2 separate regions of the Homo sapiens genome follow, and region 2 is linked to region 1. A link is a loop called in an ENCODE intact Hi-C map of the cell type or tissue named here. Cell type or tissue: heart right ventricle. All regions are shown on one strand. Links, peaks and the distances in the headings refer to the core of each region. The heading gives the core; the rest is flanking DNA.

Evidence for each region. Hi-C counts contacts between places; a loop is a spot of excess contacts. Peaks named below come from ENCODE experiments on the same cell type or tissue, not always from the same donor. Only the 100,000 strongest peaks of a DNase experiment are listed, where the experiment ranks them.
Region 2: it touches region 1 in a loop (3-fold over the local background); 5 of 110 quality-filtered maps call a loop at or near these places.

Annotation. Positions count from the first base shown.
Region 1 is chr11:30,854,255-30,857,178 of GRCh38, reverse strand. All of the region lies in intron 3 of LOC107984419 (a long non-coding RNA gene), which reads left to right. Among named protein-coding and RNA genes, the nearest start is that of LINC02859, 120 kb to the right of the region's middle. In heart right ventricle, for the core only: a CTCF peak has its summit at 1,576 (motif pointing right); no DNase peak of the experiment used is centred there.
Region 2 is chr11:30,734,633-30,737,556 of GRCh38, reverse strand. LINC02859 (long intergenic non-protein coding RNA 2859) reads left to right here and starts at 2,629. Exons shown (of 4, transcript NR_187236.1): 1 at 2,629-2,696. The region is part of intron 1 of LOC101928338 (a long non-coding RNA gene); the gene reads right to left. In heart right ventricle, for the core only: a CTCF peak has its summit at 1,424; no DNase peak of the experiment used is centred there.

The sequences.
Region 1 (2,924 bases), core at 329-2,828:
GAGTGCTCACCAAGATTTTACCAACCTTTAGCAAATTATCTGATATCATTCAGTGCCAAGATTCTCATTCTGGTAGTCATTTGCATGAAACATTTTTCGATAGAGATTATACTGCCGGGTTCCATATACTGAGATATACATATACTGAGAGGAAGGGTATATCAAAAGTAGGTTGTGGAAGAGTAGGAAGCATTGCACCTAAACTTCCATGATTAACTCCATGTGTTTTACTCAAAGCATCAGGTTGCTCTTTAGACTTCTTGGTTGCTTTGGAAATTTTGATGGTGCTTTTTGGAGAGTGGCTTGGGAAGCCAAAAAAGAGTTGAGGGCAATTACTGCTTTAACCAAAACAATAGAACAGCAGGAAGTTCAGTGCAGTCCCCTAGCTTCTCCCCTTCTTTACTCATTTAATACTGGAGAAGTCTGTGAATTATGGTATACACTGAATTTCCAACTTCGTGGACATTGGCCCTTTTCATTATCTTAAGCTCTTTTCATTGCTCCGTTTCTGGGCCTTATGGGAAATGATTCAAGCACTCCATGGAAGATGATCAATTCTCAAGCTAACCCCAGGCAAGTATGAAGAATTCTCCCAAAATCACATGATAGCAAGCTGATAAGATTTCTCTCATCTTCAGTCAGTGAGAAGACCAAACTGCTTCAACAAGTTTGCTTCCTCAGGGATGGGTGTGGTGGCTCACTCCTGTAATCCCAGCACTTTGGGAGGCCCAGGCAAAAACATCACTTGAGCCCAGGAGTTCGAGACCAGCTTGGGCAACAGAGTGAAACCCCATCTCAAAAAGAAAAGAAAAAGAAAAAAAAAACAGTTTACTTCCATAGCTGCTACAGCTCTCCTAACAGTCCTAGAACTCTGGAAAGTCAGTAATCACCATAACTGAGTTCACTCTGCCCTTTAGTAACAGCATAATTAATTCTGTTAGGATTACGTCAATGAAAACATGTGTAAAACGGTGTCATAATACTAACTGTAAAATTCAGTGGCAAAATCCAGAGTGTTCTGAAGTAGCAGATCTCTGCTTCTTTAGGGCAAGAGTTCTCTTTAGTTTTGCCCATTCTTTTATCTCGGTCCCTAGCTTAGTGCTCAGCACATGGTAAACAGTCAATAACTACTTTTTGAACATCAGCTTTAACCTAACATAGAGGTGCCTTAAAAATGCCTAATCCTTCAAGAGGTTGTGAAACATCATGTATCTTTAAAATTGTCAGCTACTTTGAATTGTGAAGTCTTGTTTTTCTATTTGCTCCACACCTTAACCCCCTTAGATAAAATAGGCTACTTTTATTTTTCACCAGTTTGTCTTTCCACTACTGTCAATGGTAACTCAAACCTAAACCCTTTGATGGAGATATTTTCTTGTTTTAAATCGCCGCAGATGAAATGTTTAAAAGGAATTCCAAATTTTGGTCTCTTTCAAACTGACTCTGTGCTGAATATGTAACGTTACCTTTTAAATTTAGAGATTTTACTGGCTAAGATTTGTCACTTGGACCTCAAATTTTAGGAAGAAAATGCTAGATTATAATTCAAAAGATCAGTTTTACATTTTGTATGTAATATAGCCCACTAGGTGGCATATGAACACATGGAAAACTCGGTCTATGTATTAAAGATGAATCCAGTCTACTGTTTTAAAAATAGGTTTTAAATCCCGTTGAACTATGTGGTTGTAATAGTATTGAAACTCTTAGCATTTGTGAACTGGAAAATTTGGTGGTGACAGAACTGTGTTTCTGTATTAGATAAGAGATGTTCTAATAGAATCCTGCTGCTCCTTTTGATGGAATACCGTTCTGAAATTGCATCCAAGGATGAAAAAGTTGGTACCGTGGCACCCTGTCAAGTAGCTCCTGTTGCTGTGAGGTGTGATTAAAAGACACATAAGCCAGCAGAAAATGTGACACAAAGGGCATCTATATAAAAAATTAACAGACTACGTGATATCATTTAGGCCAGATTTAGAATCACAATAAAGACCTTGTTTTAGTCTGTTTTGTGCTACTATCACAGAATACCACAGACTGGGTAATTTATAATGAACAGAAATTTATTGGCTCACAGTTCTGGAAGCTGAAAAGTTGAGTATCAAGGTGATGGCACCTAACAAGTGTCTTCTGGCCGCATCATCACATGGCAGAAGGCGAGAGGGTGAGAGACGGAGCAAGAGGAGGCTAAAGGCACCCTTCCTAACAGTACCAATCCCACCATGGAGGTGGAGCCCTCATGGCCCTCAGCCCCCAGTACTGTTATGATAACAATTAAAATGTCAACATGAGTTTTGAAGGAGACAAACATTCAAACCATGGCAGCCCTCTTCCAGCATTCAGCATTTCTGGGCTAAGGAAATGGAAGCAGTTTGGATGAGGAAAGGAAGGCTTCCAGAAGAATCCCTCCTCCAGTGGGAGCAGAGCTGTGCCTGTTAAATGACATAGGTTTCTCCTTGACCAAACTCTACTCAGGCTCTTCTGAACTCTTTTTTTCAACTAGTCCTCTACTTTTGGACTTCTGTGTTCATCTTGGCATTGTCTAGCTCTAGCAAGAACACTGCTGGCCGAGCACGGTGGCTCACGCCTGTAATCCCAGCACTTTGGGACGCCGAGGAGGGCGGATCACAAGGTCAGGAGATCGAGACCATCCTGGCTAACACGGTAAAACCCCGTCTCTACTAAAAATACAAAAAAATTAGCCAGGCTCAATGGCGGGCACCTGTAGTCCCAGCTACTCGGGAGGCTGAGGCAGGATAATGGCGTGAACCCGGGAGGCAGAGCTTGCAGTGAGCCAAGGTCACGCCACTGCACTCCAGCCTGGGTGACAGAGCGAGGCTCTGTCTCAAAAAAAAAAAAAAAAGAACACTGCTAAGTCAGTTCAGCTATCCTCCATCTTTGATCACCTTTAATATCTAATC
Region 2 (2,924 bases), core at 216-2,715, 120 kb after region 1:
ACGTGGTCATAAGTAGGTGGTACAGTACAGTCCTATCATGTGCCAGAAAAAAAAGAGAATATCTGTGAACAGTCCTAATGCCCACCACACAATGTATTGACATGTATACTTATAAGTGCCATGTCCTCAGGGCATGTACAAACTTCATGAGAAATTTAAGTCTTGTGGCTCTTCTCATAGTATCTAGTCCTCTGAACAGTGGGTCTTTAATCAATATTGTTCAACGTTAACCAATCATATCCTGAGTCAATGGACCACTCAGATTCTTTTCTTGTCTAGAAAAGGGAATGAGAGATAGGAATTCAGGTAAAACAAAACTGTGCTAAAAAAAACATACAGTTCTGTAATCTTTGTTTCTTTATCTTTAAAATTAGAATATAATAATATCTATATACAAAGGTTCTGTAAGAATTAAATGAGATAATGTTTATGAAGTTCTTAGTTCAGTTTCTGGTGCATAGTAAATGCTCAACGTATGATAGCTAGCCTAGACCTTGGGAAATACATCAGCTTTAGACTATTTTCCTTCTTCGTTTCCTATTATTAACCATGGAAACCAAAGATCATGGGTATTTGTACAGCCAATCATTCACTGCTCATGAAGTGGTCCTTGTGAATGAGGATGGAGAGATTTTATCCTTTGAGGTATCTGGCTGGTAGGCAAAGGTAGGTTAGAGGGACTATTTTTGAGGAGGCAAGAGAACTTACCACAGCTGAGGAAGTAGGCTAGGTGCCAGAGCCAGCTTCATAGATGTGTGACCCATGCAGTCACACAGGGCTCCACAATTGGTTCGTAAACAAAAAACCCCACATTTTAATTTTGCATGGGGCCCCACAAATTATGTAACCAGGCCTGTCAGGTGCAAATAATTCCACAGAATCTCTAGTCTCTCCTACCGTTCCCCTGACCCACCCCTCACTTCCCTGATGAGAACTAGCAGTGATAATAACAGAGGTGGGAAGCCACAGCCTCAAGGAACACCTAAAAGTAGAGAAGAACCAGTACTCACTTGCCCGCAGTTAGAACAGGGTCATTTCAGGGATCTTGGGGTCATGGCAGATGAAAGGGTATGGCTGATTTCAGGCACATTGCATTGCTATTGAAGCTGTTCCAGCATGGCAGGAAAGGAGAAGGGTAGACCTATATGTTACATAGAACAGGGCCATCATACTTGGGGCCTGAAACAATGAGTTTTGGCTAAAAGTTGCTCATCTAGGAGTGAAACTGAGGGATGCCTGTTTCCTCCCACCTAGGAAAACTATTGCAGGGCTCCATAAAAGCAGCAAGGATCAGGACCAACAGGCTTTTGGTTTAGAGACCTCAGCAGGTGCTAGTCCAGGGTGGGAGGTGAGAACCAAAGAGCTCAGGAAACCTACAGAATGATTGAGGTCAGCACACTTGCAGCTTTAGGGTCTGGCTCCCTCATGTGGGACATTAGACAAACCACTGGAAAATTCTTGGGGTTCTAGAACTTGTCACAGACTGGGGACATCAGAGACAAAAGATATTCTTGAGGTTTTTACCCTTATGAAATAGGTAAAACATTTTAGAGTGTGCAAAAAAGAACACAAAACAGAATCATGTACCCATAATCAGATTGGACACATTCTGACATTTTGATATATTTGCTTTAGTCTCTTTTTTTTTAAGATAAGAATTTCTAAACAGTAGACGCCTTCTTGTATCCCTCATCTATCTTCTTTCCTTCCTTCTTTTTCTAGATGAAGTGGTGGTATGACTTCTATGTTTATTACAAATTCAGGTGTTAATAAATAATATATAGTAGTAGTTTCAAGGTTTTCAAATTTACCTCAGTGGCAATATACGGTATATATCCTTTGGCTACTCAGTATTTTGATATATGTTTGACATATATCAGTGTTGATAGGTAAAGATCTAGTGCATTCATTGAACATTTTAATTGATCGATAGCATATCACTAAATGAATGAATATGCTATAATTTATTTGTCTATATTTGTATATCATATATGTATACAAGTACATATATATAATATGTAACTATATTTTAGTGTGTTTATCAGATATAATGGTATCCTCCTTTTGTTTCTCACTTTAAAGATAATATTTCTAAAGTTTCAGCACTAAGTATTGTTTGCCAGAAGTTTTTCACATATACTCTCTATTGTGTTGACAAAATTTCCTGAAATTTCTAGTTTGTTAGTAGTTATTGTTTTACTAAATGCTTTTTTTTTGCATCTAATGAGATGATCATATCAATTTTCTCTTTTAATCTGTTAACATAGTGAATTTCTCTGCTAGGTTTTTAAGGCAGACACTACTTGTTGACTATAAAATAGTTATTCTTCCCCATTTCTCTTGCTAACAGAATGTTGATTTTGTTCAGGGCATCAGTGGTGGAAGCTAATTATAATTATATTTTCACTGCTTTTACAACCTCCCTTTCAGCTACAGGTGGCATTCTGGCCAGTCTGGCCGATGATCTGTTAAGTGGAATTCTGCCAGGAAGACTCCAGGAAAAATAAAAGAGAAAAACATGGCAGATGGAACCCTTCACCCATCCTCCTTTTTCCTTTTTCTAACCTTTGTCTAACGTCAGAGCTGCCAGCAGTCCCTGTATAAGCATGGGTAAAAGAGTAAAGAATCATCACTCCTGATACTGGTGAGCCACTGAACCAACACCGGCCACTGACTACCTCCAGATTTCTTTTTATGTGAGTAAAATAAATGCCTACTTGTGCAAGCCATTTTAAACAAGTTTCCTGTTGCTTGAACTTGGACATCTTTCTGACAACATTTCCATGATAACCATGTTTTTATATTGTTGAAATAGATACTACTTGGTCACCACGTATTTTAAATACAATATTGTATTTATTCTGCTAATATATTATTTAAGTTTTTTGCACCTGTATTCATTGGTGAGCGAGGTCCATAATCTT